Linked DNA regions of Homo sapiens: all the other regions are linked to region 4. The links are chromatin contacts, found by Hi-C or POLR2A ChIA-PET in ENCODE. All regions are on one chromosome and are shown on one strand. Each heading gives the region's core, a stretch centred on a gene start or an enhancer-like site at or near the end of the contact. The rest is flanking DNA. Distances are from core to core; before and after follow the strand shown.

Region 1 (2,700 bases), core at 74-2,573, 1.1 Mb after region 4:
TATAAAGGTGCAATAGTATCTTCCATCCTAAAAAGAAAAGCCCCCTCTTGACATATTGCTTCCCATTCTGCTACTGCCTCTATTTCTGCTTCTCTTTTAATAAAATTTTATTGCATGGTTTGTCCACACTGGCATCTTTCATATTCTCACCTTGTAGTTAATTTTCTGCCCTAAACTCTAGTTTATTTGGATTTCTTACTCCTCTGAAGAGTCTAGTAAAAATCATTGACATCCGCGTGAACATTTTTCTCTTTCTTTTTCTCCATCTCTTAATATCATTCAGCACAAGTAGCAACTCAATTCTTGAAACCCAACCTTGGTTTCTCCTAACTCATTGGCTCTTCCTTTCTGATCTTGTATCAGTTCTTGATACACTACCTGATGCCTACTTATTGGAGGGCCATGTGACTCCATGGAGGACTCCTTTCCCTAAGGAAAAACTAAGTTTCCCTGAAGTCCTTTTTGTCTCTAATAACTTTTTACCTCTTCTGGGATGTCTGGCATATGACTCTTGCCTTAGAGTCCATAGACTGCAAATGAGTTTGTGCTTTTAATGACACGTACTTTAAAACTCATTGATCTTAGTTTTATTAAGTCTTTAGATTTTTGAAAATTTTCTTTCAAGTGGTTATTCTTTGAAATCGTGAAGAACTGACAGCATATGACCAGACAGTTTTTCTACAAAAGCATTGGGATTGCCTGTCCTGTCCTATCTGTTCCCATAAAGTTTTAGGTGAAATACAAAGGTTTATGATCTAAATTCACAATTGCTAGTATGATGCATTAGCACACCATAAGTTCACAGTACTCTTTGCACTATATTCCTGAATGATTAAAACTTACAGCTGGCATAGTATCAAGTGCTGGCTGCCCAAGTGTCTCCCTCACAACCTATAGATAGAGTTTATTGCCTGTCACAGAAAGGGAGTACACCACCTGGTTAGAACTTTGGCGGTTTCTTGGAGGGAAGAAAGCAAGGATAGTATGTACTGAGAATCAAAGTTTGGTTGAGGTTGAGTGAATACTGGGTGTGTGTGTGTGTTTGATTAAAATTGGATGATGACCATTATGCAACAGCAAGGGATTCAAAAAATCTTACATACTGTTGGGGCTTTCTATTGAATCGTTGATGCGTGTTTCAGGAGTTTGCTGTGATGAACAATCAAACCGTTTGCCAGGGTGAGGCTCTCCCTGAATAGTCAAGTCATGTTAACGTACACTGTGAGTTGTTTAGGGAGTTGATAGTTTTAGTCTTCAAGTTGTATGTGGTTTCTGTTAAACTATTAATGTCATAGGACTACAACATACTACTTCAAGCTCTTAAAATGGCTTTCCCTTATTTTTGAGAGATGTAGCTGAGTGCTGCTTATAGTCAGGTCAATTCTTATAAAACACCAACATCCCTCTATGCCTAAATATCAAATCAGTGTTATAATTATTTTTTTAAACTAAGATTATATCAAATTTTTTAGTTTGATACTTACAAAATAGTTATGATGCTTTTTTTTCTTGGTTCTCTTTTTTTCTTTGCTAGAAAGACTTTGAACTATAAGGATGGAGGTTCCTTTTCTGCAGACTTAAGAAAGAGGATGTGAAACTTGGTGTCATGAGTTCTAAATACCTCAAGTTATTGTTGCAAGAATAGGGTTTTCAGTTTTGCAATTTCAGCCTATAAATTACAATGAAGAGTAAGAGTCCTTATAATAATAAACTTTTGGGGCTGGGAGCAGTGGCTGACACCTGTAATCCTGGCAATTTGGGAGGCTGAGGTGGGAGGATCATTTGAGGCCAAGAGTTCTAGACCTTCCTGGGCAACATAGCAAGACCCTATCTCCACAAAAAGTGAACAAAATTAGCCACGCATGGTAGTGCATGCCTGAAGTCCCAGCTACTTGGGAGGATTGCTTGAGTCAGGAGGTCAAGGCTGTGTTGAGCTGAGATTGTACCATCGCACTCCAGCCTGGGCAACAGAGCAAGACCCTGTCTCAATCAATCAATCAATCAATCAACTAACTTACTTTTGGTATTGTATGCTGATTTATGAAGGTTGAACCTAGGATTAAATGTTGTCTTTTGTCTGCCCTTTATTTTTCTTCCCTTAACAGATGCCATGTTGAGCTGCCTTGTCCTGATTTTGACCCACAATGTGTATTCAGCCTCAGCACTTATTATGTAGGTTAGGCTCCTTTTAAATGTTAATGTTTCACATTTATGCTTGTGTGAATTGCTCATTTTCTGTCATAACCTGGGGGTATGGAAGGAATCTGTTGAAGACCAAGGAGGTGGGCTTTACCACAATACTGACATCTCTTCTCAGCTCAGGCAGGGAGCCTTGGCTAGGCCACCTATTGCCACTGCCTAAGTAGAAGGTGATTGGCAGAATCTTATCTGCTTTGCTTTGACTTTTCATTGCCAGAGTTTGTTGAAGGATGCCAGATGTTTGGGAAAACAAGTTTCTTTTTGCTTTCTATCCCTATTCTTGCCAAATTCTTACCTGTTTTTTCATGAGGATGCCCTGGCTTGCAAGAAAAAGCAAGAAAAATAAAAACATAAGTTTGATTCTTAATTTGAGCATTCTGACCCATTTTCAGCTTTATATATCCTTGGTCCATTTTTCTTCCTGTTATTTTGACAACTCTCATGGCTGTGGGACTGAGTGCTTGTTCATAGATAAATGTTAACTTTCTTTTGGGTTGAAAA
Region 2 (2,700 bases), core at 69-2,568, 1.2 Mb after region 4:
TGTTGCCTACTAATTATGTAGATACACTTTAACTTATTAAAACCTTCCCAAATCATTGAACGTTTAGGTTGTTTTCATTTTTTAGTCAACTTAAGTATAATTTACATATAATGAAATGAACTCATTTTAAGTATATGATTAGATGACTTCTGACAAACATATATATGCATGTAGCCCCCATCACAATAAAAATATAAAACATTCTCATTGCCTCAAAAAGTTCTGCCATGCCTCTTTGCAGTCAGTCTTCCCTGTACCCATAGTACATCCACACGTGGCCCTAGGTAGCCATTGGTCTGCTTTCAGACACTAAAGATTTGATTCATCTTTTTAAAAATGTCACAGAAATGAACTCATACAATATATACTGTCTTGTATCTACTTCTTTCATTCTGCGTAATGTTTTTTGAGATTGTTAACTTTGTTGCATTTCTCAGTCATTTATTTCTTTTATTGTGAAGTCATTATCCTTTGCACAGCTATACCACCATTTGTTAATCTCTCCCACTGGTGACGTACATGCGGATTAATACCAGTCATTGCCTAATATGAATAAAGCTGATAGGCCTGTTTCTTTTCTCTTTAATTAATACTGAAGAGTATGATTGTTGGATTTATGGTAAGCATATGCTTACATTTTACAAAAATTTAAAACTGTTGTGTCATTTTACAGTCTCAGCATTAATGTAATGAGAATTTTAGGTGTTCTGCACCCTCACCAGTGCTTGCTGTGGTCAGTGGTTTTCATTTTAGTCATTCTAACGAGTGTGTGGGAGTATGTTACTGTGGTTTTAAGTTGCGTTTCTCTTATGACTAATGATAGGAAATGTCTTCACTCAGACTTTTTGCCATTGCATATACTTTTGTGACCTGTCTATTCAAATATTTCACCTATTATTCGGTTGTTCATCTTCTTACTGAATTATAGGAGTTCTTTGGATGTTCTGGTTACAAATAGTTTGCCAAATATTTGTATTACAAATGGTTTCTTCCAGACTGTAGCTTGCCTTTTCATTTTCTCAGTGATGTCTTTTGAGGAACAGACGTTTTTAATTTTGATGTCTTATTTATCAATTCTTGCCTTTTATGGTTTTCACTTTTTTTGTGTACTGTCCAAGAAATGTTTGTGTACCCCAGGTCACACATCTTTCTCCTATTTGTTATGTGTCACGTGCTATATAATAAGTTTCTGTCAACAGTGGGCCATGTATATGACAATACCATAAGATTATAATGTAGCTGAAAAATTCATATTGCCTAGTGATGTAAATGTTGTAAGTCATACTGCAGTGCATTACTCACATGTTTTGGTGATGCTGGTGTAAGCAAACCTGTGCTGCCGGTTGTGTAGAAACATAGCACATGCAGTTAGATACATAATACTTGATTGTGATAGTACATGACTGTGTTACTTCTTTATTTTATATATTGTACTTTTCATTGTTTCTTAAAGTGTATTACTTTCACTTATTTAAAAAAAAATAGGTAACTGTAAAACAGCATCAGGTGGGTCCTTCAGGTGATATTCCAAAAGAAGGCATTGTTAGCGTAGGAGATGACTACTCGATGCCTGCTCCGAAAGACCTTACAGTGGGACAGGATGTGGAGGTGGAAGACAGTGATACTGATGATCCTGACTGTGTAGGTTTAGGCTAACGTATATGCTGTGTTTTCATTTTTAACCAAAAGTTAAAGACGTTAAAAAAAATAGAAAAATATTTATAAAGATGTAAAGAAACAATATTTTTGTATAGCTGTACAATGTGTTCATATTTTAAACTGTTATAAAAGAGTCAAGGCGTTTTTAAAAATTTTAAAGTGTATAAAGTGAAAAAGTTATAGAAAGCAAAGGTTAACTCATTACTGAAGAAAAAAATAATTTTAATTATTTTATACATTATACAGTGTTCATAGTCTACAGTAATCACCTAGGCCTTCATATTCACTCGCCACTCACTCACTCAAAGCAGCTTCCAGTCCTACAAGTTTCATTCATGGTATTATAAATGCAATAGACAGGTATATCGTTTTTAAATCTTCTATATCATATTTTTACTGTACTTTTCTAGATGTGTTTAGATGTGCAAATATCATTGTGTTACACCTGCCTAGAGTATTCAGTAGGGTAACATGCTGTACAGGTCTGTACCTAGAAGTAGTAGGCTATGCCATTTAGGTTTATGTAAGTAAACCCTAGGATGTTGTCACAATGATGAAATTGTCTAATTGCACATTTCTCAGAATGTATCCCCATCATTAAGCAGTGCATGACTGTATTTTCTTCTAAAACTTTTTAAGTTGTACCTATTACATGTATAGGTCTGTGATCCATTTTAATTTTTATGTATGCTGTGAGCTAAGAGTTGAGGTTCATTTTTTTCCCCCTACAGACATCTTGTTCTTTCACTATCTTTCATTGAAAGGGCTGTCCTTTAGTCAGACATGGGGGCTTATACCTGTAATCCCAGCACTTTGGGAGGCTGAGGCAGGAAGACCACTTATGTCCAGGAGTTCGAGACCAGCCTGGGCAACACAGCAGGACCCTGTCTCTACAAAATAAAAAATTTAAAAAATTAGCCTGGACTGGTGGTGCAAGGCAGAATTGGGAGCATTGCTTGAGCCCAAGAGGTTGATGCTGCAGTGATCCATGTTCATACCACTGCATTGCAGACTGGACAACACAGCAAGACCCTGTCTCTG
Region 3 (2,700 bases), core at 147-2,646, 1.1 Mb before region 4:
AATAATGAGGAAGGTAAGTTATGACTTTTCCACATATCCTGTTTTACCAGGCCAAGAGTTAGATGATGAGGATACTCAGAAGGCAAAGAAAGTAGACAAAAGGTCAGGGAAGCTATTTAATTTGGTTGACGTATATGGAGGAAACAGTACTGATATGACAGATACGTTTTGTTTGAAAAAGCATTTTGTGCCTACTCAAGTATAGACACAATATATCCTGAGCAGCGAGTGGGCATGAATCCAAGCGGGTGTAAGAAATACAGCAACGCTAGGGAAGATTCAGAAAAGAAAGAGTTGAGTTATTTTAGTGAAATGATAGCTCAAGTTAGAGAAGTGCATGCTGAGAGAAACGTTGACGTTAAAGAGTAAGGACTGGCCACATTTTAATTTCCTCTAAGGATCTTTTCTAAGAGAGGAGAAAGAAATGTTACAGTGGAAGTGAGTGTAGTAGGTGATGGGAAAGGGAAAGGGGGAAGATTGAATATTGAAAACAGGAATGAAGGAAAGGGTGACATGTCAGCTTTATTTTTACTTCTATTGTGTGTCAAAGCGATGGTCTTTCTTTTTTTAGCTAGTCAGGTCTAAACTGTAATAAAATGAAGTCAGAGTGAGATGAACCGAATAATACTCAATTTCATGGAAAATCTTATCTGTAGTTGGCAGTCGTCTCTTTACTTTTGGATTTAATTCCTTTTCATCATTTTCTGTATCAGTTCTTTTGAGAGTAGTTGGCTGGTGCTGCAGATGAATACATGCCTATTGGTGGTTTGGTATAATTTGTCTTACATTGCATCTTCACTGGCAGTGTTAGCCTGATGATTCGTTTCTAGTTTAGCAAAATGAGAATTAGTTTAATAAGATGTTGAGATGGTGATCAGTTTTCCAGGGGTTTGGTTCTGCTCAAGAGCTGGCATCCAATATGCCAAAAAGGCAATAAGCAGGGTGGATCAACTGCCTTAAGATGGGTATGCAATGTTCAAACCAAAGGATGGCATAGTGAGAGACAAATCATTGCTCCAACAGAATGGAAGAAGTTGCTGGAAGATGACTTCGCTGGCAGGCAAGGAAGGAAATCAAGAAGTCAGTTTTTACCACCATCACTAAACCCTTCCCAGAGTACCGAAGCAGGCTCATACCCAGGGGAGTAGGGGAGTAGTACAGGAGGAGGAGGAGAAGTAGAAGGAGGGAGACAAAGACAGGGAGAGGGAATTAGCTGAGGCTGGGGAGACAGAGAGTCACAAGAGAAGAAAGGAATTCTTGTGAACTACAGTGGTTTGTAGGACTCAAAAGTAAGCAGGTGGAATTAACCTCATAAAAAATAATGCTCTGCCTGCCTCGCTAGGGGTAGGCACCCAACACGTCACACGTCCTGTTTTGCTCCCTCACTTGTGTCAGCTCAGATTATTTCCTGCCTGTCCACTGCTAGCCTTTTGTGGCTGAATATCAGATCTTGACTGAGCATCTGAGCATGTGCTGGCCTCTATGGATGAGGAAGCCACAATGAATCAGACATAACTTTTCTTCTCAAATTCGTTTATCTTAAAAAGCATTTATTGTAGAGAGTATACTATGTGCCATATACATTAGTAGGTGCTAGTATAGAAAATACCAAGAGGCTGAATACTGTGGCTCACGCCTATAATCCCAACACTTTGGGAGGCCCAGGCAGGAGGATTGCTTGATCCCAGGAGTTTGAGACCAGCCTGGGCAACAAAATGAGACCCCATCTCTGAAAAATGAAAAAATAGAAAATAATGTTATCTATTTGTATAACCTAGTAATGAACATAGGGTCATTTGTAATTTTTTGCATTTACAAACAGTGTTCCTATGGAAATTCTCTTCATAAGCGCCTCCTAGAAGACACATCAAGAGGTCTGTCAGCTATAAACTATAGCAACATGCATCAACATAAATGAATCTTAGGATATAATGTTGAGCCAAAAAAAAAAAAAACCCAAAACAAATTGCAAAATCATCAATGCAGTATGATTCCATCTGTAAGTAGCCAAAAGTATGCAAAGCTAAACATACAATATGTTGCTTAGTGCCTCCTTATCCATGGGGGATACATTCCAGTACCCCAGAGGGTGCCTGACACCATGGATAGTACTGAACCTCATGTATACTGTTTTTTCTTATGTATACATACTTACAATAAAGTTTAATTTATAACTTAGGCACAGTAGATTAACAACAATAATACTAAAATAGAACAATTATAACAATATACTGTACTATCTATACTCAGGTATCAGGTAAATCTATTTGGATGTAGGAAAGTTTCTTGAAGGAGGTGACATTTAAGCCGGATCCTAAAGGATGAATAAAATTATGAGCGATCGCAGTAGTGAAAAAGATATTTTTAAAAGAGGAAACTATGAATAAAGATATAAAAGCTATGACCTGGCAATCATATGCCAAAAAAAAAGAAAAGACATAAAACCACATGGGCGGCCAGGCGCGGTGGCTCATGCCGGTAATCCCAGCACTCTGGGACGCCAAGGCAGGAGATCGAGACCATCCTGGCTAATGCGGTGAAACCCCGTCTCTACTAAAAAATACAAAAAAAAATTAGCCAGGTATGGCGGCGGGCACCTGTAGTCCCAGCTACTCAGGAGGCTGAGGCAGGAGAATGGCGTGAACCCGGGAGGCGGAACTTGCAGTGAGCTGAGATCGCGCCACTGCAGTCCAGCCTGGG
Region 4 (2,700 bases), core at 110-2,609:
CAAAACTGAATCTAGGATTTACTGTGTGTATGCAAAGATCTTTTTTTTTTTTTAAACACTAAGCTTATTCCAGATGGGCAGTGTATGGGACAGTAAAAACAGATAAGGCACCAGTAGTACGTAAACTGACAACCTGTTGGATATTAAGTATGAAAACAATTTATACAATATTTGTTAATATTAACCATATGATCTGATGTCATGGCCAAATTTGGATGGAAGCCCACCAGAGAAGCAAGCAAGAGCAAGAAGTGAGCAGAATTTCCAAGCTGGGAGAATATCTTAAGTATATATTAGGAGCCATTTAGCACACAGTGGGTCTTCTATAAATATTTGCTCGTGATTAGCCAATGTTACGATCTCCCTAGTTTATATTAAACTTTTTTCCTCTTGCATTATTCTTTTCTGAATACCTGTTCTGCCCTGAGGATATAAATTAGGTTCCCTGCTCTTAATAAGGAGCCCAGGAAAAGAGGAAAACAAGATCATTTATTACCTTCCAATATGATAAATGTAACGACGTACAAGATGCCTGGGAAGATGGGGAAAGTACGTAAGTCAGCTTTGGTGAAACACAGGAGCCCTTCCAGGGAGAGCGCTTGGTTTAGCTTTACTATACCAAGAATTTGGGTTTTATCCTTAAAGAGATAGGATGGGCTGCTACGACTGGATGTTAGGCAGAGGAATGAAAACTGTCCAGTTTACAGGCTGGAAAGGGCCAGCGGACAATAGTGGAAGGTGGATTCAGGAGAGTATGGAGACAGGGACACCAGCTAGGGAGGCTACTGGTGATGGGGAAGAAATCTTAACCCTTCATCTCATCGTAGTACAATCAAGTCATCCCTCAGCAATTACTCCTATGTTAAATGTGATGAATACAACGTGTTAAAGACAAGGCACCTGTCCTCAACGGAGCTTTAATCTCTACTATTAGCCTTTACTAACAAATTACAGTGCAGTGCCCTTAGCAGCAAAATTTTCTCGCCAAAGATTCAGTATTGTTAGCTTATTTCATAATGACCTGTAGTAAGTCATTAGTACTACTGGTCCCCTCCTCCCCCTAGTTTTGGTCAATTTTGTCCCGGCCACTTAGATTAAAATGTTGGAGGCTTGGGATAAGGACTAGGAACAGTTAAAATAGTTTCAAGCCCATGGGTGGCAGAGAAGCCAGTGACACGTGCTCCGGGCCTAGGAGCTCCGCGGAGAACGTCCTTACCCACCGCCCACCCGCGGCGCGCGCCCCGCCGACCCCCAGGTTACCTTCCTCTCCTCGGGCTCACCGGGCTCCGGCGGGGCGGCCATGAGGACTACTCCGCGACTCCACCCGCCCTGCACCGCCGGGGTCGCGGAAGCAGAAGCCCGGCTGGCCGCGCCCCTCCCCGTCCCGCCCCCACGCGCCGCCGCCTCCCGCCCTGTTCCGACGCGCCGGCCGCCATTTTAGGGAATGTTCCTAACGCTCCGCAGTGGCCGCACGGGGCCGGGCTGTCATGTCCTTTGTTCCGTCGAACGGGTCACACTTTCTTCCAAGCTCGGCACACAGCCTGCAGGGGCGGGAGAGCGGAAGGAGATGGGTTCGGAAAACAAACCGACTCCTAGATTCCTGGCGAGGTGGGGGCGTAACCGAGCCAGACAGCCCCGCTTCCCGCGCCAGCCCCCTGCTCCGCCCCAACCGCCATTTCTAACCGTCTCCGGCGCGCGTGCTCACACGCACGAGCCTCGGGCGCGCGCCGAGGGGCGGGGCCGCTGCTTTGTCCTGCGGGGTGGGCCCCACCGCGGGGGTCGGCCCGGCCCCAGCCCCCAGCCCGCCCCAGCCCACCGACCCGGAAGGCGCTCCGCGCTGGCTCGGCGGCCCTCGTCCCCTAAGTGTCCTTTGTCCTTCCGGCCACGGGACGAGCCCTTGGTGCCGGGGCAGCCCCACTCTGCACCAGCAGCCATTTAGTCCCCCGCGCCTGCCTTGCGCAAACGGGGCTCCCACGCCCACCCCACTTCCTCCCTTTTATAGTTTCATTACTAAGTGGCTTTAACATAGAACCGCGCAGTTCGCCTAAAGGAGACTGGGGACAAAATGGAGGGAGCAGCTCGCTAATGAACATGCGTCAGCACGTTGGTGTCCGCGGAGAGGGCGCGCGTGTGGCGAAGTCTTCCGGCGTCCCCGAAGGAAAAATGCCTCTGCAACGTGCATTTTTGATGTGAAGTCGTGTTCCACGTTTCACTCCTCCCTAAGACTGCGACATAACGTGAAACAAAATACTGCATATTGTCGAGCTCAATGGAGAACGCGTGCATGCAGGGTCGAGCCCATTTTTCAGCCATCAAAATAATACAATGCAATTTTTTCTAGTATTTATAATTTTTCCCCTTTAACTTTATGCCTCCTTTATGTACTTCTACATTTCACGTTTAGGTTATATGTAACCTAAGGGCACTCCTTAGGAAACTGGACTTGTAGAATATGTCATTGTGCAAAGTCATGCTGCTTCGAATTATGCTGCGCGCTGGCACACAGCAAGCGCTCAGTGTTAACGATGTCGAATTCATATTAAGTACTGTTCATTGGGCGTTTTCTTACTCCGTAAGGACCTTACTTGCATGCCCATTTGATACCTTTCTACAATCCCAGTAAAATACACAGTTAAGGTTGTGTATTTATGTGTCACATTTTTTTTTTTGAGGTTTTTTTTTGCGGGGGCGGGGGGGGTT
Region 5 (2,700 bases), core at 72-2,571, 1.7 Mb before region 4:
TCTGACTTCTGACAGCACCACGAGCCTGCCTTTTGTACTTTACACTCATGGAAGCATAACCACCTTCATGTTTTAAAATAAATGTTTACTTTTGAAATGACTTTAGATACACAGAAAAATTGAAAGGCACTATAGTGTACTCCTACACCTTCCATCCAGCTGCCCTTAATAATGACATTTTGCATTACCATGGCACGTTTGTCCAAACTAAGAAATTTAGGCCGGGTGGGCTGGGCGCGGTGGCTCACGCCTGTAATCCCAGCACTTTGAGAGGCCGAGGCGGGCGGATCACAAGGTTAGATCGAGACCATCCTGGCTAACACGGTGAAACCTCGTCTCTACTAAAAATACAAAAATTAGCCGGGCGTGGTGGCAGGCGCCTGTAGTCCCAGCTACTCAAGAGGCTGAGGCAGGAGAATCGCTTGAACCCGGGAGGCAGAGGTTGCAGTGAGCCAATATCGTACCACTGCATTCCAGCCTGGGCGAGAATGAGACTCCGTCTCAAAAAACAAAACAAAACAAAACAAACCCCAAAAACAAAAAAGAAAATTAAGCTGGGTGTGGTGGCTCACACCTGTAATTCCAGCAATTCGAGAGGTCGAGGCAGGAGGTTCAGGTTCACTTGAGGCCAGGAGTTTGCGACTAGCCTGGGCGACATAGGTAGACTGTCTCTGGAGGAAAGTAAAAAGCATTAGCCAGGCATGGTGGCGTGAGCCTATAGTCCCATCTAGTCAGGAGGCCCAGGCGGGAGGATTGCACATGCCTGTAGTCCCAGCTACTATGGAGGCTGAGGCAGGAGAATCGCTTGAACCCGGAGGTCAGAGGTTGCAGTGAGCCGAGATCTCGCCACTGCACTCCAGCCTGGGCGACAGAGCAAGACTCCGTCCTAAAACAAAAAAAAGTTACAGTGCAAAGTACTAGTTGTGATGTCATGATGCCTGCAACTTTGAAATAGTTTAACGACAATACGTGTATACATAGCTACAGGTGGGGAGAGAGTGACGAGCAGAAATGGCAAAGTGCTAGGTTGTCTGATTTAGGCGGAGGTATATAGGTGTTCACTGCACTGTTTTCAACTGTTCCGTATGCGTTAAAATGATCGTAATACAATGTTAGAGGGAGAAAAAAAACCCCGCCTGTCTTCTGCGCAGTCGCCATGGGCACGAGCCGCACGCGGAGCCTTACGACCACCTTCAGGTCCCACACACTCCACTCCAGCCGTCCCTCCAGACTCCATCTGCGCATGCTCTTGCCCCACCGCGCCCGCCCCGCCCCTCGGGCGTACGTGTGCGCGCAGGGCGCAGGCGCGCGGGTCCCGGCAGCCCGTGAGACGCCCGCTGCTGGACGCGGGTAGCCGTCTGAGGTGCCGGAGCTGCGGGAGGATGGAGCCGCTGAAGGTGGAAAAGTTCGCAACCGCCAAGAGGGGAAACGGGCTGCGCGCCGTGACCCCGCTGCGCCCCGGAGAGCTACTCTTCCGCTCGGATCCCTTGGCGTACACGGTGTGCAAGGGGAGTCGTGGCGTCGTCTGCGACCGCTGCCTTCTCGGGTGCGTAAGGAGCGCCCTCGCCTACCTGAGTCGCGAGCTGTGTGGGGTGCTGGGGAGGGGGGGGCGTCGGGCGGCCGGCAGCCGCGGGACTCCTGCTGGATGGGGCTGCACAGGCAGCTTGGCGGTGCTGCCCCTGACGCGCGTGTGCCCGGGGGCGGGTCGCTGCTGACAGGCCCCGCCCGGACACCCCCCTAGGTTGCCGCAGCGGGGCTGGGAGGGGGCCCAGGCTCAGCCACTGCCCCCCAACCTGGGCTGCGGTGGAAATGGGAAAGCCATTGGGCAGACTTGAGGGGGAAGCGTTGTGCCGGGGATAATTTTGCTGGGAGACGAAAAGTCTGTGTGCTGGACAGTCTTCCTTGGTGCGGCTGTGGAAATCACACGTGGCGGGCGTGGGGCTGGGTGGGAGCTGGGATGAGTATAAATCAGGCTCCCCTGCAGAGGCCCCGCCGGTAAAGCATCAGGCTTGCAGCAGGTGGAAGAATCTTGATGTCTACGGTGCACCTCTGTGGTCTGGGTTGTGTGTGGCCTGGGGATACGAAGAGGAACGGGACCTCCTCAAAGAGCTGATCAAGTGAGAGAGAGAATTACAGTGTACCAGAAGGGCTGAAATAGAGGGGCAATTAATGTGCTGTGGGAGCATCAGACACGGGTCCCCCGTGTGCTGTGCCATTTAATGGCTGTGCAGGCATGTCTAACTCTTAACCACCATTCTAGATGCAGGGATTCACGTGAAGGTGTTTTGGAAGCCTGGACGCGCTGTGCCGGTGTAAAGTGCTATGTGAAAGCAATTTATGGAAATGTGTAACATACATGAATAATAGGAACTGCATTCAGTCAACAAATATTATTGAGCTTCTGTGTGCGAGGAAGAAGAGTTCTATTTTGAGATGAGTGCGATGATTTTGTGCATGGCCGCTTTTCAGACCTGCCAGTCTGAGATTTAGGTGGGTGGAGGTGGGACGGTAAGTGCAAAACTCGTATCTGTAATTTGACCATTGTTCTTACTTTGTTCTCATTTGATTCATAATTCAGGAATATGACTTTGCATTTTAGAGCTACCAAATAATAATTTTGTCTGTTGCTTTCTGAAGTAATGATAACAGCGAAAACATCTGTTCGGGAGAGAGCAGCATCTTGAAGTTTTTGTAAACTGT

The links. A loop is a pair of places that touch in the nucleus more often than their neighbours do. ChIA-PET counts read pairs that join two places held with the same protein, here RNA polymerase II (POLR2A). Pooled maps may share reads with other maps.
Region 1: a loop to region 4 is called in a pooled map, with 10 times the contacts of the local background. The contact joins the enhancer-like site here to the promoter of COX20 in region 4. A Hi-C loop is called at or near these places in 1 of 37 single-sample maps with no recorded cell type and 2 of 50 pooled maps. POLR2A ChIA-PET finds 5 or more read pairs at or near these places in 1 of 52 experiments (activated CD4-positive, alpha-beta T cell).
Region 2: a loop to region 4 is called in a pooled map, with 9 times the contacts of the local background. The contact joins the enhancer-like site here to the promoter of COX20 in region 4. A Hi-C loop is called at or near these places in 2 of 168 maps with a recorded cell type or tissue (CD4-positive, alpha-beta T cell and lower leg skin), 1 of 37 single-sample maps with no recorded cell type and 9 of 50 pooled maps.
Region 3: a loop to region 4 is called in a map of naive thymus-derived CD4-positive, alpha-beta T cell, with 8 times the contacts of the local background. The contact joins the enhancer-like site here to the promoter of COX20 in region 4. A Hi-C loop is called at or near these places in 1 of 168 maps with a recorded cell type or tissue (naive thymus-derived CD4-positive, alpha-beta T cell) and 8 of 50 pooled maps. POLR2A ChIA-PET finds 5 or more read pairs at or near these places in 3 of 52 experiments (CD4-positive, alpha-beta T cell, K562 and T-cell).
Region 5: a loop to region 4 is called in a map of CD4-positive, alpha-beta memory T cell, with 30 times the contacts of the local background. The contact joins the promoter of SMYD3 here to the promoter of COX20 in region 4. A Hi-C loop is called at or near these places in 1 of 168 maps with a recorded cell type or tissue (CD4-positive, alpha-beta memory T cell) and 7 of 50 pooled maps. POLR2A ChIA-PET finds 5 or more read pairs at or near these places in 1 of 52 experiments (MCF 10A).

Annotation. Positions count from the first base shown.
Region 1 is chr1:243,726,599-243,729,298 of GRCh38, reverse strand. All of the region lies in intron 2 of AKT3 (AKT serine/threonine kinase 3), which reads left to right. Among named protein-coding and RNA genes, the nearest start is that of AKT3-IT1, 66 kb to the left of the region's middle. Within about 2 kb of position 1,323, at least 3 of the 41 ENCODE cell types and tissues checked have a DNase peak (open chromatin) inside an H3K27ac peak, as active enhancers do.
Region 2 is chr1:243,594,614-243,597,313 of GRCh38, reverse strand. The region is part of intron 8 of AKT3 (AKT serine/threonine kinase 3); the gene reads left to right. Among named protein-coding and RNA genes, the nearest start is that of AKT3-IT1, 200 kb to the left of the region's middle. Within about 2 kb of position 1,318, at least 4 of the 41 ENCODE cell types and tissues checked have a DNase peak (open chromatin) inside an H3K27ac peak, as active enhancers do.
Region 3 is chr1:245,955,132-245,957,831 of GRCh38, reverse strand. The region is part of intron 5 of SMYD3 (SET and MYND domain containing 3); the gene reads left to right. Among named protein-coding and RNA genes, the nearest start is that of SMYD3-AS1, 150 kb to the left of the region's middle. Within about 2 kb of position 1,396, at least 3 of the 41 ENCODE cell types and tissues checked have a DNase peak (open chromatin) inside an H3K27ac peak, as active enhancers do; they include CD4-positive, alpha-beta T cell, where a contact is called at or near this core.
Region 4 is chr1:244,834,317-244,837,016 of GRCh38, reverse strand. It overlaps COX20 (cytochrome c oxidase assembly factor COX20), which reads right to left and starts at 1,359. Exons shown (of 4, transcript NM_198076.6): 1 at 1,261-1,359. The coding sequence starts at 1,302. RefSeq lists silencers at 1,006-1,295, 1,336-1,385, 1,626-1,965 and enhancers at 1,466-1,585, 2,126-2,185, 2,689-2,700.
Region 5 is chr1:246,505,900-246,508,599 of GRCh38, reverse strand. SMYD3 (SET and MYND domain containing 3) reads left to right here and starts at 1,321. Exons shown (of 12, transcript NM_001167740.2): 1 at 1,321-1,546. The coding sequence starts at 1,383. RefSeq lists silencers at 462-694, 1,184-1,363, 1,634-1,683 and enhancers at 1,369-1,869, 1,870-2,370.